Regions from separate parts of the Homo sapiens genome. Here region 1 is linked to region 2. A link is an interaction called in ENCODE POLR2A ChIA-PET data of the cell type or tissue named here. Cell type or tissue: IMR-90. All regions are shown on one strand.

The links. ChIA-PET counts read pairs that join two places held together with the same protein. Peaks named below come from ENCODE experiments on the same cell type or tissue, not always from the same donor. Only the 100,000 strongest peaks of a DNase experiment are listed, where the experiment ranks them.
Region 1: POLR2A ChIA-PET joins it to region 2 with 10 read pairs; 3 of 35 experiments call an interaction of 5 or more read pairs at or near these places.

The regions. Positions count from the first base shown.
Region 1 is chr6:160,026,692-160,034,691 of GRCh38, forward strand. IGF2R (insulin like growth factor 2 receptor) reads left to right here. Exons shown (of 48, transcript NM_000876.4): 6 at 494-623; 7 at 2,859-2,964; 8 at 5,860-6,022; 9 at 6,251-6,416; 10 at 7,728-7,831. Among named protein-coding and RNA genes, the nearest start is that of AIRN, 23 kb to the left of the region's middle. In IMR-90, no CTCF peak of the experiment used is centred here; DNase peaks (open chromatin) are centred at 3,710 and 4,930; H3K27ac peaks cover 1,229 bases.
Region 2 is chr6:159,802,016-159,810,015 of GRCh38, forward strand. It overlaps PNLDC1 (PARN like ribonuclease domain containing exonuclease 1), which reads left to right. Exons shown (of 19, transcript NM_001271862.2): 4 at 1,256-1,295; 5 at 1,950-2,073; 6 at 2,534-2,622; 7 at 3,968-4,068; 8 at 6,725-6,801; 9 at 7,000-7,143. Among named protein-coding and RNA genes, the nearest start is that of PNLDC1, 5.7 kb to the left of the region's middle. In IMR-90, no CTCF peak of the experiment used is centred here; no DNase peak of the experiment used is centred here.

The DNA of each region.
Region 1 (8,000 bases), 220 kb after region 2:
ATCTTTAATCCTCCACCAAACCTGTGCAGTAGCACACTGGCAATTGGATAGTTTTGTAGTTAGACCAACGTTATCGACATAGTAAGTGGTCGATTTAGGATTTGAACCCAGAGCTGTGGGTTCTTTCCCTAATCTCCTAATTGTTCCAGTCATCTGTGGAGTGCCTGCATTTTCTAGTCTCTGTAGCTTGAAAGGGGATAGTGCTAATGTTGTTGTACCTCAAGCAGAGGATGGGTACATTTCTTGATTACAAATAACATCATAACCTGTTTCCTGTGCACCTCTTATATACCAGTGCAGAGCCAGTACTTTACAGTCCTTCATCCTGAGCTTTGTTTGCAGAGGGTTAATGGCTTGCCCAAGGTTTCAGAATAGTTACTTAGGGAGACTTTTAGGAATTCAATAATGTATTTAAAGGGACCCTGGGTCTAAGGGTACGTGTGATTATCACTCCTAACACCTAATCTGATTTAATGTAATACATGATTTTCAGACACACTACGAGACCCAGGTTCACAGCTGCGGGCCTGTCCCCCCGGCACTGCCGCCTGCCTGGTAAGAGGACACCAGGCGTTTGATGTTGGCCAGCCCCGGGACGGACTGAAGCTGGTGCGCAAGGACAGGTCAGTCAAGGCCTCCGATGCTGTTGGCGTTTTTAATCTCCAGCAAGGACCTGACTTTCAGGGAGCTGCAGGAACATCCTTTTTCAGCAAGGCTTGGGATAGTCCCTGCAGCATTGCTGCTTCACATGTACTTGTAAGATTGTTGGTCATTGCTGTGAGTCACATAGTCTAGTGTGCTTGTCTACTTTTTAATCATTTGTCTCTTACAGCAGTAAAAATACATCTCATGATCCAGTCCATAGTACATACCTGTATTTGCCTCATGAAATAATGCCTATCTTAAGGTGCCATCTGATATTTTTCATTCTGTGGCACCCGTGAAATTGATTTTGTGTCCATTGTGTTCTCATCTTGGGAGGGCAAGAGACAGGAGGGACAGTTTGCTGGTGACCTTCACTGGGATGTGACAGGGACCTTGGTTCCCAGTGGGGAATGGTGTTCCTTATAATGTGTTGTGCCGTGTACATATGCTCTTGTACTGCCTTTGTATCTTGCCTTGGCAGACATACGCATTTCTCTAGTGTGTTGCACATGACCATATCCTGAACTTCGATCAAGGATTCACATTTTCTCCCCATTCAGAGGCCTTTGGTAGACACCTTGTTGTGCTTGCTCTAGTCTGGAGCTCGTGGCATGTCTGGGTGGTTGTAGGGAGCATGTGCAATTATAATGGCACTCTGTCCAAAGAAAAAACTTGAGCGTAACCTGAGGGGAAAAGTGTTTGGAATTTTCTATGTGTGTGTCTGTATTAGTTTGCTCAGGCTGCCATAAGAAAATACGATAGGCTGGGTAGCTTAAACCACAGAAATGTATTTCCTACACAGTCTAAAGGCTGCATGTCTGAAGAAGGCGTCACCGGGGCTGGTTTGTTCTGAGGCCTCTCTCCTTGGCTCGTTAGATGGCCGTTTTCTTTCTGTGTCTTCACGTGGCCTTCCCTCTGCGGGGGTCTGTGTCCGAATCTCCTCTTCTGATAAGGACACCAGTGATTTTTTGGATTAAGGCCCACTCACATGATCTCCTTTTTCCTTGTTCACCTCTTTAAAGGCCCTGTCTCCAAATATAGTCACATGCTGAGCTATGGCTTAGGCCTTCAACATACAAATTTTGAGGGGAAACAGTTCAGTCCATAACAGAGTCTTTAAGTGACACATTGGTAATTCTTAATATGAATGAGTTTGTGTGACGATTTAGTAACATGTGGGACACTGAGCAAGTGTGAGCTTCTCTTGTGGGAAAAGGCAGGTCATCTGTGATCAGCTATTCTCTAGCAGGCAGCCAGGGGCACTGGGCCCTTTCCACACTGAGTGCAGTAAACCCTGGTGGTGGGGGCCATGTTGGATGGTGGTTTGGGTGGTGGAAGAGAACCCCAGTTCAGTAACTGCTGTAACTGCTGGGCAGGTGCTGTGGGGTTAAGACAAAACAAAACTTTTGGCTGGCACTTAGAATTTGTTGTATAAAGAGGAAATGATTGACTAGCCTTGTGGGCAAAAATGCACCTGGCCTGCTTGTCTGCCTTTTTTTTTTTTTAATTTTGTTATCTCATTTACAACCGTTTTTTGCTTGTTTTAGTCAAATGGTGTTTCTTCCTTTTTTTAAAAAAAATAATTTTTTTGTTCCTTTTCTCTTTCCTTATTCTAGGACATGAAGCAGATCAAACAGGTTTTGTTTTTGTTTTTGCTTTTGTTTTTGAGATGGGTCTTGCTGTGTCACGTAGGCTGGAGTGCAGTGGTGTGATTTTGGTTCACTGCAACCTCCGCCTCCCTGTTCAAGTGATTCTCCTGCCTCAGCCTCCTCAGTAGCTGGGACTAGAGGCGCACTACCATGCCCAGCTAATTTTTGTAGTTTTAGTAGAGATGGAGGTTCGCTGTGTTGGCCAGGGTAGTCTGGAACTCCTGACCTCAGGTGATCCACCACCTTGGTCTCCCAGAATGCTGGGATTACAGGCGTGAGCCATCGCACCCAGCCAGGTTTTCTTAATATATCAAATTTATGTGCTGGTCACTTTAGATATTTGATTTTTTAACAAAATAACACTCACTGGAGTTTACTTAAAACTTTTTTTTTTTTCAAATGGAAATAAAGTCATTTTATACCATATCTACTTTTATATTTTAATATTTCTTCTGTTACCCTCTCCTCCCCCCCAAGTGAATGTGCTGAATGCTCAGGGCAACATATGAATTTGGATGTACTTTATACTTTTGTAATACTCTTTTCTCAATGTGGCTCTCCCAGGCTTGTCCTGAGTTACGTGAGGGAAGAGGCAGGAAAGCTAGACTTTTGTGATGGTCACAGCCCTGCGGTGACTATTACATTTGTTTGCCCGTCGGAGCGGAGAGAGGTAAGTGACTCGTCTCCTGATCACTAATGTGGCGCACAGTAGCCTGGGTTGCCCATGCGAACGCGTTTCTGGGCTTGGGGCAGGGTGGGCCTGGATGCAGGAAGCTGGGAGCCATGACAGAGGCACTGGTGGGTTCTCAGGAGAAGACAAGCTTCCTGGGATAGCTTCTGTCACATGCAGCTCACTCAGGGAGAGCTGTTTGCATTTTGCCTTTTGCTTTTTTACAGCAATCCGGAGGGGCCTCCACATATAATGGGATGGTGTTTTGTTCTAGTCTCTGTGAGATTATTTTAAGTAGTTCACGGACAGATTTTTTTTTGGTAGTTGGGTTGTTTTAGTGAATAGTGGAAAAACGAAGTAGAATTTCAAGCCTGTGATTTCTTATGAGAAGCCTTTCCCTCCCTCTCTCTTCCCAGTCTGCCCCTAAACCCCCATCCATGCCTTCTCCCCTCTTTCTCATCACAGGCCAGTTTATTGCTGTGCCCTCTGCTGTTGATGAAATCTCCAGCGCAGCTGTAAACTCTTCGAGTGTGGCTGCTGAGACTTACTTGTCCTTGAGTGCCCAGCGCCTGCAAGTGTTTTAACCAGGGGCAGGTGCTGATGGAAAGGAGGCGTCCCCCAGGGAGGGAGGGGTAGGGCAGGGCTTTCCTTTAGTTTCTTTCTGCCTTCTTAGTAATAGGGTGAAGTAGGGAGGGGCTGAATTCTTTTGCCAGAGAACCACACTCCCCTTCCCCCAAGCAAATGTGGAATTTGCTCTGACGTCAGGCTGGCAGCTGGCCTGGTGTGTGTGGGATATGGAGACAGTGCAGGGCTCAGCTTTCCACTTTCTGTCCCCAGACTTCCACATCAAGTGCTGTCAGCTGAATGAAGGCCGGAGTGTCTGATGTTTGTTCTGAATGTGAATGGGGAGGAATATTTATTCACACTTTTCATTTGTACCTACAGATGTGAGTTGAAATCTTTTAAGCCCAGTGAGATGTTCTCAGGCGGTAGTGGTTTTAGTGTTTTCCCTTTTTATTTGTTCTACATTTGGTAAGAATCATTTTACACTGTGAGAACCAAGAGAATTGGGAGTTTTCCTCCTTTTTCTTCGAAGGGGTATGAGGCATTTCTTGGTGTTAGAAGAAGAGGCTGATTTGTTATTAGTGGAGCAAGAAGTTCCCTCTGTTTTTTTTTTTTTTTTTTAAAGACAGTGTCTTGCTCTGTCGCCCCGGCCGGAGTGCAGTGCCACGATCTCACTTCACTACAATCTCCGCCTCCCTAGTTCAAGCAATCCTCCCACTTCAAGCAATCCTCCCACTTCAGCCTTCTGAGTAGCTGGGACTACAGGCATGTGCCACCACGCCTGGCTAATTTTTGTATTTTTAGTAGAGACAGGGCTTTGCTATGTTGCCCAGGCTGGTCTTGAACTCCCAGGCTCAAGTGATCTGTCCACCTCGGCCTCCCACAGTGCTGGGATTACAGGTGTGAGCCACCGCACCGGCCAGGTTTCTTTTCAAGCTTAACTGTTCACTGGGCAGACCTTGTGTGACATGTGCTTGGACACTGTAATACTTGGGAGGTTTGTTTAAGCATTTACATTTGCTCATTGAATGATTTTAGGAGCTGGTATTTAGTAAACACTCACCTTGTCATATAGATCATTTTAAAAATGCTTTATTTAATTTATTTATTGGGTTTACATACTGTAAAGTTCAGTTTTTTTTAAGTACAATTCAGTGGTTATTAGTATTTTTTTTTAGAACTGTGCAACCATCATCACAATCTAATTTTGCATTTCCATCACCCCAAAAAGAAACCTCCTGCCCATTAGCAGTCTCTTCCCATTCATACCCCAAGCCCTGGCAACTGTCCACCTTCTTCCTGTCTCTGTGGATTGGCCTTTTTTGGATGTTTTATGTCAGGAGAATCCTACACTGTGTGGCTTTCTGTGCCTGGTTTCTCTTACGGAGCCCTGGGGTCTGCATCACCATGTGTCAGACTGCACTGAGCCACGTGGGCAGAAGCATCGATTATGAGTCAAACAGAAGAGGGTTGGGCCTGCAGCTCTGCAACTTACTAATTGTGTGCGACCTGTTTGTAAACCTGGCACCTAGTGCCTGGCGTGTAGCAGGTGCTCAGTGAGTATTTACGGAATGAATGGTGCTGGGAAGCAGCACGGCTATGCCCGGTGCTAAGCCCAGTAAGTCGTGTCTCCTAAGGGTGATTAAAAAGCTGGCAGTGACATTCCTGGTGAGCAGGGACCCCATCAGCCCCCTTCATGGCTCACATCAAAGACGAATGGTGGAGCTCCTGCTCTGTAGAAGCAACACAATGGCAGAATCGGGTTTGTGTCTGGGTGGTGCCCTGGCTTCACCCAGGAGCAGGTGTGGGTACAGATATGGTGGTGCCCAGGATCCCAAAGGGGTTGTGGACCGTGTCTCTGGTTGTGCACGCATGTGATAATGTTCACTCAGTGTCAGGGTTGCACCACTCCAGTTGAGCACCTCGTGGAAAGCGGTGAATGGACCATGCACCCTGCACGGCCTGTTAGCGCTTGCCGATGTCCTAGTGATTGCCACGTGCCACTGAGTCCAGGTGCTTGCTGGCCGAAGCTTGAGTGTCTCTCTGAAGGTGACTAGACTAGAAAGGGAATAGAGTGTAAAGAGGAAATGGAGGTGTTACGAGTCAAATGGAAAAAAAATAACAGTTTAGAAAAAAATTAAAAGTAACTTTACTGAGTTGTTATAAGTCAAATAATCTTAATGTGTTAGAGGCAATTATGATTCAAAAAACAGAAACAGCAAAATGTAGAAACCTAACAACCTGTCTTTGAGCTTTTCATAAGTGTGGAAAATCTGCATTAAGCTGCATGAAACATTTTTTATTTTGCTTCTTTCACATTGTTCCTGATAGGGCACCATTCCCAAACTCACAGCTAAATCCAACTGCCGCTATGAAATTGAGTGGATTACTGAGTATGCCTGCCACAGAGATTACCTGGAAAGTAAAACTTGTTCTCTGAGCGGCGAGCAGCAGGATGTCTCCATAGACCTCACACCACTTGCCCAGAGCGGAGGTAAGCAGGTGCTTTCTGCCTCCTGGCGCTGCTTAGGAAGAAGGGGATCGAGAGAGGGAACGGGACAGTAGGGGCCAAGTCAGTCCATGCATGCTTCTGGGTTGGAGAGAGCTGTAGTTTGGGCTGGTGTTTCAGAAATAGGATTCAGGTTTGACTAAGTAAGACTGTAATCTTCTAATACCTATTCATATAAAACAAGCCTCTTCTTGTTAATTTCCCTGTTTTTAGGTTCATCCTATATTTCAGATGGAAAAGAATATTTGTTTTATTTGAATGTCTGTGGAGAAACTGAAATACAGTTCTGTAATAAAAAACAAGCTGCAGTTTGCCAAGTGAAAAAGAGCGATACCTCTCAAGTCAAAGCAGCAGGAAGATACCACAATCAGACCCTCCGGTACGTCAACAACCTCTGTGCGATTTTCCTTTTTCTTTGTATTTCTTGAGATAGGGTTGCACTCTGGCGCCCAGGCTAGACTGCAGTGGTGCAATCTCGGTGCATTGCAGCCTTGACTTCCCTGCCTCAAGTAATTCTCCCACCTCAGCCTCCCGAGTAGCTGGGACTACAGGCAGGCACCACCATGCCTAGCTGGTTTCTGTAGTTTTTGTAGACATGGAGTTTTGCCATGTTGCCCACGCTGATCTTGAAGTCCTTGCCTCGGTGATCCTCCCACATTGGCCTCCCAAAGTGCGTGGATTAGAGGCGTGTGCCTTGGGACTGGCCTGCATAATTTTCAAGTGCGTTGTGTGTATTCTTGTGAAACATAACTCCCTCTCCTTTTCTTCCTCTTTCCATTTTCCGTAAGGTACGGGAGAATCAGTTACTCCAGCATTCCTTCCTAGTAGACTTCGGCAAGTTGCCGTTTGTCACTAAACAATCAAATGTTTTTCCTGGCTTTAGAGTAAGAATGCTTCTGTTAGAACTGTTCACTTTATAAACTTGCTGTTTGTACGGAACCTACTGTAGGAAAAGTATTTAATGAGTTTACAGTTGATAGGGTTTTTTATTTTAAAATTCGTTTTTAAGGAGTTTTGATTTTTCTCTGGCAGTTTGAGAATCTGAAGCACCATCAACATAACAGAAAATTTTAAACAACTAAAAAAATGCATTCAGCACATTTCTTTTGACCCTTAACTTGGTAGTTGACCTTCATAAAAGCAGGATGAAAATGCAGTTTTCTGAAAATGTGTTAGGGGCAGTTACGATTCAAAAATTAGGAACAGAAAACTGCAAAAACCCCAGAACTGGTCTTTGAGCTTTTTAAAAGCATGGAATATCTGCCGAGAAGCTGCATTTTAAACATTTTATTTTTGCTTCTTTCAAATTGTTCAGGATCAGTATAGTCCAAGGCCCCTCAGGCACGGCTGTGTTCATGGCGGCTGTTAAGAAGGCTGTCTAATTCTTGGGCGTTATTTATTTTGTACGAAATCTAAAAGTGAGAACAAGAGAAGTCTTCATGCTCACAGCAAAACCTTCGGCACTTTCTTCCAGCCAGTTACTACTTTGAAGCGAGAGGATGTCAAGTCCATACATTTGGAACTCATTTCCTGTAGATATTTTTCCCTAGCTGGCTAGAGAGCTTGCTGTTTTAGATCCGTAGTGATTTGTTGATGCTACGCAAAAGGCTTAATGTAGACATTTAAAAAGATTCAAGTTTTTTTCTTGGTTCTCCCAAACACATTTGTCTGTGTATTCACAAAAATCTAGATATTCGGATGGAGACCTCACCTTGATATATTTTGGAGGTGATGAATGCAGCTCAGGGTTTCAGCGGATGAGCGTCATAAACTTTGAGTGCAATAAAACCGCAGGTAAGTGTGCGCTGGAGTTCAGCCCCTCCTCTTTGCATTCATGGGCATGTGCTTGTGTGTGTGCACAGGCGTGTTCTTGGAAGTGAACACTGAATGGAGGAGTCAGATGCCCTCCTTTGGACTGGCCAGCTCTAGCCCCCAGACTGGGTTTTTTCTGTTGGAGTAACAC
Region 2 (8,000 bases):
CAGCTGGGATTACAGGCAATTGCCACCAGGCCTGGCTAATTTTTGTATTTTTAGTAGCGATGGGGTTTCACCATGTTGGCCAGGCTGGTCAAGACAGAGCTGTTAACGGTTGCGTAATGCTGTTTCTTTTACAGCTACTCAATCCTGCTTTTGTAATGTGAAATTAGCTGTAGAGAATACATGAACAAATGAGCATGGCTCCATTCCAGTAAAATGTTATTGTATTTACAGAAACAGACCCTGGGCCAGATTTTACTTTTCTGGGTTTGTCTGTGCCCTCTCCCGCACCATTGGGTTTTTGCTGTGTTGCCCAGGCTGGGCTCAAACTTTTGGGCTCTGGAGATCCTCCAGTCTCAGCTTCTGAAGTAGCTGGGAGTGCTGCCACGCCCAGCCCCTGCTTTTACTATGAATGATGCTGAACGTGTGTGTGTTTTCCTCTCTATCCTGATCCTTTGCTACTTTTCTGTTATGGTTTTTTTTTTGTTCGTTTGTTTGTTTTTAATTATAAGACCTCTTTGAGAAGTATAGGAAACAGTTGTAGTTATGTTTCCATTGTTGTACCCAAATTTGTTTGGGGGGAAGGGGGACAGAGTCTTGCTCTGTTGCCCAGGCTGGAGTGCAGGGGCACGATCTTGGCTCCCTGCAACACCCTTGCCTCCCAGGCCCAAGCAATTCTCCTGCCTCAGCCTCCTGAGTAGCTGGGATTACAGGTGCGCGCCACCACACCTAGCTAATTTTTGTATTTTTAGTAGAGACAGGGTTTCACCATGTTGGTCAGGCTGGTCTCGAATTCCTGACCTCAAGTGATCCACCTGCCTAGGTCTCCCAAAGTGTTGGGATTACAGGCATAAGCCACCGCACCTGGCCTGAAGTCTTTTTTTTTTTTAACTTTGCATATGGTTTTCTTTGAGGGGGGAGGAATAGACATTTTAAATGAGTTAAATATATAAATCTTAATGGTTTTTGGTATTTTCTGTGGATAGTTTTAAAACTATGAGAATGTCATTTTAATATTTACTTCTGTATTTGAAGAACAGGCCACAATTAGATTTTAGCAAATTCAGTGTGAATTACAATTTGACATTTCTCATGCTTCCAGTCTGTCTTTTCTTTTTTGTCATTAAAGATGTTATCCTGTTGTACAGCCCACATAGTATCTGTGGGCGCAAAGTACTGTTTGAGTTGTTTTTGTCTTTGTAGTGAAATTCAGGTTGCTTTTCCTTGGCATTCATTCCCTCTACGGTCATTCTTCCAGGATTGTCTGTGTTTTCCGCTATTGAAGGAGAGGCAAACAAGTATGTATCAAGAGCTTCTGCAAACATAGGTGCTTCCCACCTATGTTCCACAGCTGCCACCTTCAAATTCTGCCTCAGGTGCCCCGATCACTTTTGCCCTGGATCTTCCGTATTCTCTCCTGTGTCTGTTCCTCCACTCACTCTGCCCTCTGCGGATTCCAGCTTGTCTTTGATGTCTCTCTGGAAGCAGTACCTTTCCCGCCAGCCTTGCTCTGTACCTTAAGTGCTCCTTTCCCCATTTCCATTGTCTCCAGTGTGCACCTATATTAATAAAAGCGCCTGACACAGTGTGGTGTAATGAAAGTGATGTTTAAACTACCTGACACAGTAGGCAGAAAGGATGCCCCAACTATCAGGATGCCTCCCCACCCCCCATGAGCAGTTGAGGGTGCCAGCCTGCACGCCCTAACCTGGCATCCCTGGGCAGCTTGTGGAGGGGCTGTCTCTGTGGTATACGCTGGCCCTGAAGGCAGGCTCTCTGCCTTTTTCATTTAGCACCCCCAGTGCCAATCATAGCTCCTGAAACACAGCAGACACTCGGGCACACTCAGATTCTTCTTGCCTAAAAGAAAGAGCCCACCCTGAAGCCAGCCCTGGGAGCCAGAGTTTTTTAAATGGTTGTGGCTTTTTCTCTGTATGTTTGTTTTATTATAGGTATATAGCCCATTCTTGTAACTTCTATCTCTTCCCTACAACGTTTGGGATTTTGGACTCAGAATTCTCCTTCCAGGCTTCCAGTGTTCAGTTTTTGAATCAGTATGGCTTCAACTATAACAAGGTATGGCATTGGAGGAGGGGAACGGGAATGTCTTTTGTTTGTTTCTGAGATGGAGTCTCGCTCTGTTGCCCAGGCTGGAGTGCAGTGGTGCAATCTTCGCCTCCCGGGTTCAAGTGATTTTCCTGCTTCAGCCTCCCAAGTAGCTGGGATTACAGGCACCCGCCACCATGCCCAGCTAATTCTTTTTGTATTTTTAGTAGAGACGGGGTTTCACCATGTTGGTCAGGCTGGTCTTGAACTCCTAGCCTCAGGCAATCCACCTGCCTCGGCCTCCCAAAGTGCTGGGGTTATAGGCATGAGCCACCGCACCCGGCCTGGGAATGTCTTACAAGTGATCTAGACGAACTGGCTTATACAGCCCGTCTCCTTTCCCCTTTCTACCTGTCCTCGTGAAATCAGGCACAGAGGATCCCTCTGACTTGTCTCCTTGTTCTGTTTGTTGTTCTGTTTCTGTCTTAAGTTTCTCAAAAACGGAATCCCATATATGAATGAAGAACAGGAGAAGAAAATTAGACACGATATCCTGACTGGGAACTGGAGAGTTCGCAGGTATGGCCTGTTTCTCCAGGTGCCTTTTTGTTTCCTTGTTGCTGTTGTCTGCATTTCCCGTGGGCGGGCGTGCCGTTTCCAGGAGTGTGGTGACCTCCATCCATGCTTGGCGGGGATGGCTTCAGCTGCCTGTGCAGCTGGCGCTGCTCTCCCTGTGCCCCAACTGAGAATGGCTTTCACCTGTCTCCATCATGTTCCACTCCCTAATGAACCTCTCACTGCGTTGAGTGTGAGTTTCAGTGTTTAAAAAGAAAAAGAAACTGACTCCTAATTTGGAACTCAAAGAAACAAGAATTCCATTCCAGTGCTAGAGGGGAAGAAATCGTTCTGTTGGACTTGCTGTGAGATGTTATGTTGATCCCCCATGTGATCTTCTGAGGGATTTTTCAAGGATATCTCTCGGGCAACCTTGACTGTGCCAATCATACTGGGCACTGACTTCAGATGTGTGCCTTGGTTAGGCTGTGTCTGCCCTGCTGTGCCTGACCCTGCTCCCCTAGGCCGGGACCTCTGCCTTTTTACTTTGGCTGTCTGTGCCAGCCCCAGTCTCCAAAACCTCGTATTCCTGTAGAGCTGGGGTCAGGAGTGACCACAGCGAGAGCAACAGCATTGTGGGTAGACGGACCGGGGGCCTTGGGGCTGGTACCCTCACCTGGAGCCAAGTGCTATCAGCTAGGTGTGGGTTTGAACAAGGTATGGAAGCTCTTTGCCTTTATCAGGAAGGGGGAGATTAAATGAACATCTGAAATGCGATGAGTGATGATCTCTTCCAGATAATTCTGTTATGTTGGAGGAATTTTTGTCTCTTTGTATTTTTCCTGCTGGTTTTCATATAAAAATGTAGCTTTTTGTAAGGGAAAAACAAGTTGAATTTTTAACCTTCTTTCATTTTCAAGAGTTGGAGAAAGGCCTTTCCTTATCTCAAAATGATGTTAGGTTCTGTTTCTGATGCAAGAGGCAATGTGTTTACCAAAGTCCTTGTCTTTTCCTGATTATCCCAGATAGAGACTTTATCACCCCTGAAAGCTGAATAAAGAAGACGGTCCTGATAGCAATGCTTGGTATTGGCTAGATACCAATAGCTTTTCCTCCATACATCCTAGTGAAGCAGGAGGGGATTGAATATATGCCTGGATCCTATGGAAGGTTGTGGGCTATTCTTCCAATTGTTTGGCTTCCTATTGCATAAGAGCCTCAGAGAAGAAATCGTCTTCTTTTGGTACATTTTCTTTGTATATTGCAACATGAAAACCAGAGGGTTCAGAAACTGCTCTCATGTTAACATAGTCTTGCGGTTCTGAAGTGTTTTTCTCTGACATGTTCACTTTCATGCGCCCATTTTCAGCTCTCCGGATAAAGACCAAATCAAGGTGGTGATTGACGAAGTGACGCGGTGGCTGGAGCTGGCCAAGGAAGGCGACTGGATGACTCTTCCTGGGATCACTGGTAGGCAGGGCCTGTTCCTCCCAACGCAGGAGCATTGGGACAGGTCACTGTCACCTGCCAGGAGTTGGGGGAAACACACCCTTTCTTGGGATCCTGGTCCCAAGTGCCTCATGACTGAGTCTGATGCAAGCATTTGTTTGGCGGTTACGGAGTCTTTGTGGTTAAAGTTCTGACCTGCATTCACACGTTGAAGGCTTTCGACATACTTTGGGTTTCAAGGCTGAGAAGGTCAAGTTCCATTCCTGAGCCATTCCTTTTATTTCAGTCCTGGGTGCCCTGTATTATCTTGACTTTTGTTAATCACTAAGCTTTTCCCCCAGCATGTGGTGTGGAGCCACAGTGAACACGCCATAGCTTAGCAGCTCTCAGAGGCTGGTCTATGGATCCTAGAGTCTCTGGGACCCTTTCCAATGGATATGTGAGGTCAAAACGGTTTTCCAAGTATCCCTCAGCTGTACTTGCTATTGTCATTGTGCCATTTGCATTGGTGCCCAAGCGATGTCGGACAAAGCTGCTGGCATCTCAGCACACATTAAGGCAGGAGCATCATACCGTGTTCTTCATTACCACTTACTCTCAGTTAAAAACGGAAAGGCCAATCTTAGTAGCAGCCTCCTTGATTAAAAAGTAATATTCTTGGTTGTATTAAATCTCAATCTTTTGATTACTCATCTTTTAAATATATGTCAATATAGGTATGTAAAAAATAAGTATGCATAAAACATTCCTTAGGTGTGTGCCAAAATACAGTGATTGTGTCAAGGAAAAGTGCTTGTGCAGTCTTTTGAGAGCTGAATTAGCTGCCTTTTTTTTTTTTTTTTTTTTGAAGATATAGTTTTGCTCTTGTTGCCTGGGCTGGAGTGCAATGGCACGATTTCAGCTCACTGCAATCTCCGCCTCCCGGGTTCAAGTGATTGTCCTGCCTCAGCCTCCTGAGTAGCTGGGATTACAGGTGCCTGCCACCATGCCCGGCTAATTTTTGCATTTTTAGTAGAGATGGGGTTTAACCATGTTGGCCAGGTTAGTCTCAAACTCTTGACCTCAGGTGATCCTCCCACCTTGGCCTCCCAAAGTGGTGGGATAACAGGCATGAGCCACCGCACCCGGCCCCATGAAATATCATTTTTACTGGAAAGAACTGATTGGTTGCTTAGACTTGAAGGTTTCACAATCATTTTCTCAATGAAAAGAGCTTGTTGGCCAGGTACAGTGACTCATGCTTGTAATCCCAGCATTTTGGGAGGCCAAGGCAATGAGCTAAGATGATGCCACTGCACTCCAGCCTGAGCAACACAATGAGACTCTGTTTCAAAGGAAAAAAAAAAGCCTGTCACTTCAAGGAAGATAACTCGCAGTATTTCCTAGTGATAAAATTACAGCTTTCAATCAACTGGAATTTTGAAGAATTTACATGTGCCACCGTAAGCTTGACAGCTTCCCAGTACCACAACCTTTCTGATGAGATCAGTGATCATATTTTCCAATGTCTTCTGTTGGTATTGTGTAATAAAATGTGCAAACATTTGGGAGACCTACATAACCCTGCCAACCAGCATTTTCCAGATTACTAGCACATAATGTTACTATTGTGCGCTATCTTATCTCATAGATAAGAGATCTATTCTAGGTGTGAGATAGGCCAGTGGATTGTAATGTAGCAGTACAATAAAACTCATTAATGATGGTTTCAGATTCCACAGTGCAATTAATCTTTAAGAAACTACCACTTGTTGAGTTTGGTACAGTTTTAAAGAATATCCAAAGTCATTTGATAAGGCTAGTAATTCTGTTCCCTTTTCCACCTACACATCTGCTTGAGGCTGGATTTTTTTTTTCTTTTTTTTTTTTGAGAAGGAGTCTTACTCTGTTGCCCAAGCTGGAGTGCAGTGGCACCATCTTGGCTCACTACAACCTCCGCCTCCCGGGTTCAAGGGATTCTCCTGCCTCAGCCTCCTGAGTAGCTGGGATTACAGGCATCTGCCACCATGCCTGGCTAATTTCTGTATTTTTAGTAGAGTCAGGGTTTCACCGTGTTGGCCAGGTTGGTCTCGAACTCCTGACCTCAGGTGATCCGCCCTCCTCAGCCTCCAAAAGTGCTGGGATTACAGGCATGAGCCACTGCGCCCAGCCGTGAGGCTGGATTTTCTTATGTTTCAATGATCACAACATATCAACAGATTGGATGCAAATGCCGATACAACATTCCAGCCAAATATTAGAGATTTGCAAAAATGTAGAACAGTGTCACTCTTCTCGCTAAGTTTTTGTTTTAGAAAATAGTTATTTTTTATAAGTGTTATTTTTGTTCATGTATAATGGGTTTTTGTTACTTAAAAAACTTCTTTAAATGTAAGAGTTTTAATTTCTAACATGTTTAATATCAATAGCTGTAACTCACATAAACACAAGCTCTATGGCATCCCCAACTTAAGAGTGGCCCTGAGATAAAAAAAAAAAAAAAAAACTCTTAGAATGCTGCCCCAGATCCCATCATGACAGGCCAGGCCCTGCCACATGGCTCATGGGCTTGGGCACCCTTCAAGCTCCCTTTCCACTTGACCTTTCCATCTCAGCTTCTGCTCCTCCAGGGCTTCTCTTGTGGGGAACATGCCACACGGTTCCAGGTGCTGTGTGCCCCTGTGTTTCCCTGCTGCAGGCTTCCAGGCCTTTGAGGTCCAACTGGTGCTGAGGCAGGCCCTCCCCAACATCTGGACGGTGCTGAAAGATGAGGGGGTGAGTTCTCACTGCGAACGGGGCATCAGTGGCTCCATTGTTTCTCTCTCATAATTGGCCAAATCTGGCCTCTGAAAAGCTTTTATCTTGCACGCTGCTAGTTTTTCCCCCTTTCCTTTTGTTTAGAGATGCAGAGCCATTTCTTTAGGCCTCATTCCTAGTAACCCAGGATTCAGGGAATTTGTCCCTGCTTTTCAGGTGGTAGTGAAGAAAGTGAGTAAACAACATCGTTGGTATCTTCAGAACACCTCTTGTGACCGAGAGAGCTGTTGGAAGGAAAATATTCTTCTCTCAGCAAGGGGTTTTTCTGTCTTTTTCCAAATGCTGGTGAAAGCCCAGAAGGTAGGAAAACATGTCTCTTTTCTTGGCCTAAAGGCAGTCTTTAGTATTTCTGGTCATAGATACTAAAGGCTCCTTCAACAACAAGATAAAATTCTTTGAGATAAGTGATTCCTTCTCATGAATTTTTTCATGTTTTACTTTCAGATAGGGTCTCACCTGTCACCCAGGCAGGAAGGAGTGCAGTGGCATGAACACGGTTCACTGCAGCCTTGACCTCCCAGGCTTAAGTGAAACTCATACCTCAGCTTCCTGAGTAGCTGGGACTACAGGCACATGCCACCATACCTGGCTAATTTTTTTTTTTTTTTTTTTTTTGGTAGAGACGGGATCTCGCAGTGTTGCCCAGAGTGGTCTCGAACTCCTGGGATCAAGTAATCTGCCTGCCTTGGCCTCCTAAAATGGTGGGATTATAGGCATGAGCCACTGCACCTGGCCTTCCTTCTCATTTATAACTAGCTTCCTGGATCTAACCTTGCTTTCACCAAATCATGATAGGTTAATTTGGGGCAAGAGTATCCATAAGAAACAGTACGACTTCTCTGCTCCTTTCCGTAACACAGGAATTTCAGTACTAACTGACCTAAGACTCTTTGGGGAAACTGCAAGTGCCTGCTTCACAGTATAGGTTTCCAGCGCAGACCCTGCCTTACGTGCCTCCTACTTGTGAATTGTTTTCTTTTTTCTTTTTGTTGGCATTTAAGCGGTTGAACTACCTTTCACAGAGGCAAAGGAAGGTTAGGATGGAACTGTCAAGTGATCAGAATTGCAGTGGGTTCTAACACTATATCTTTTGCAAGAAACTGTTAGTCTGTAGTGTCTGGATTACATTTTTTTATTTTCTCTCACCTGTTGATTTA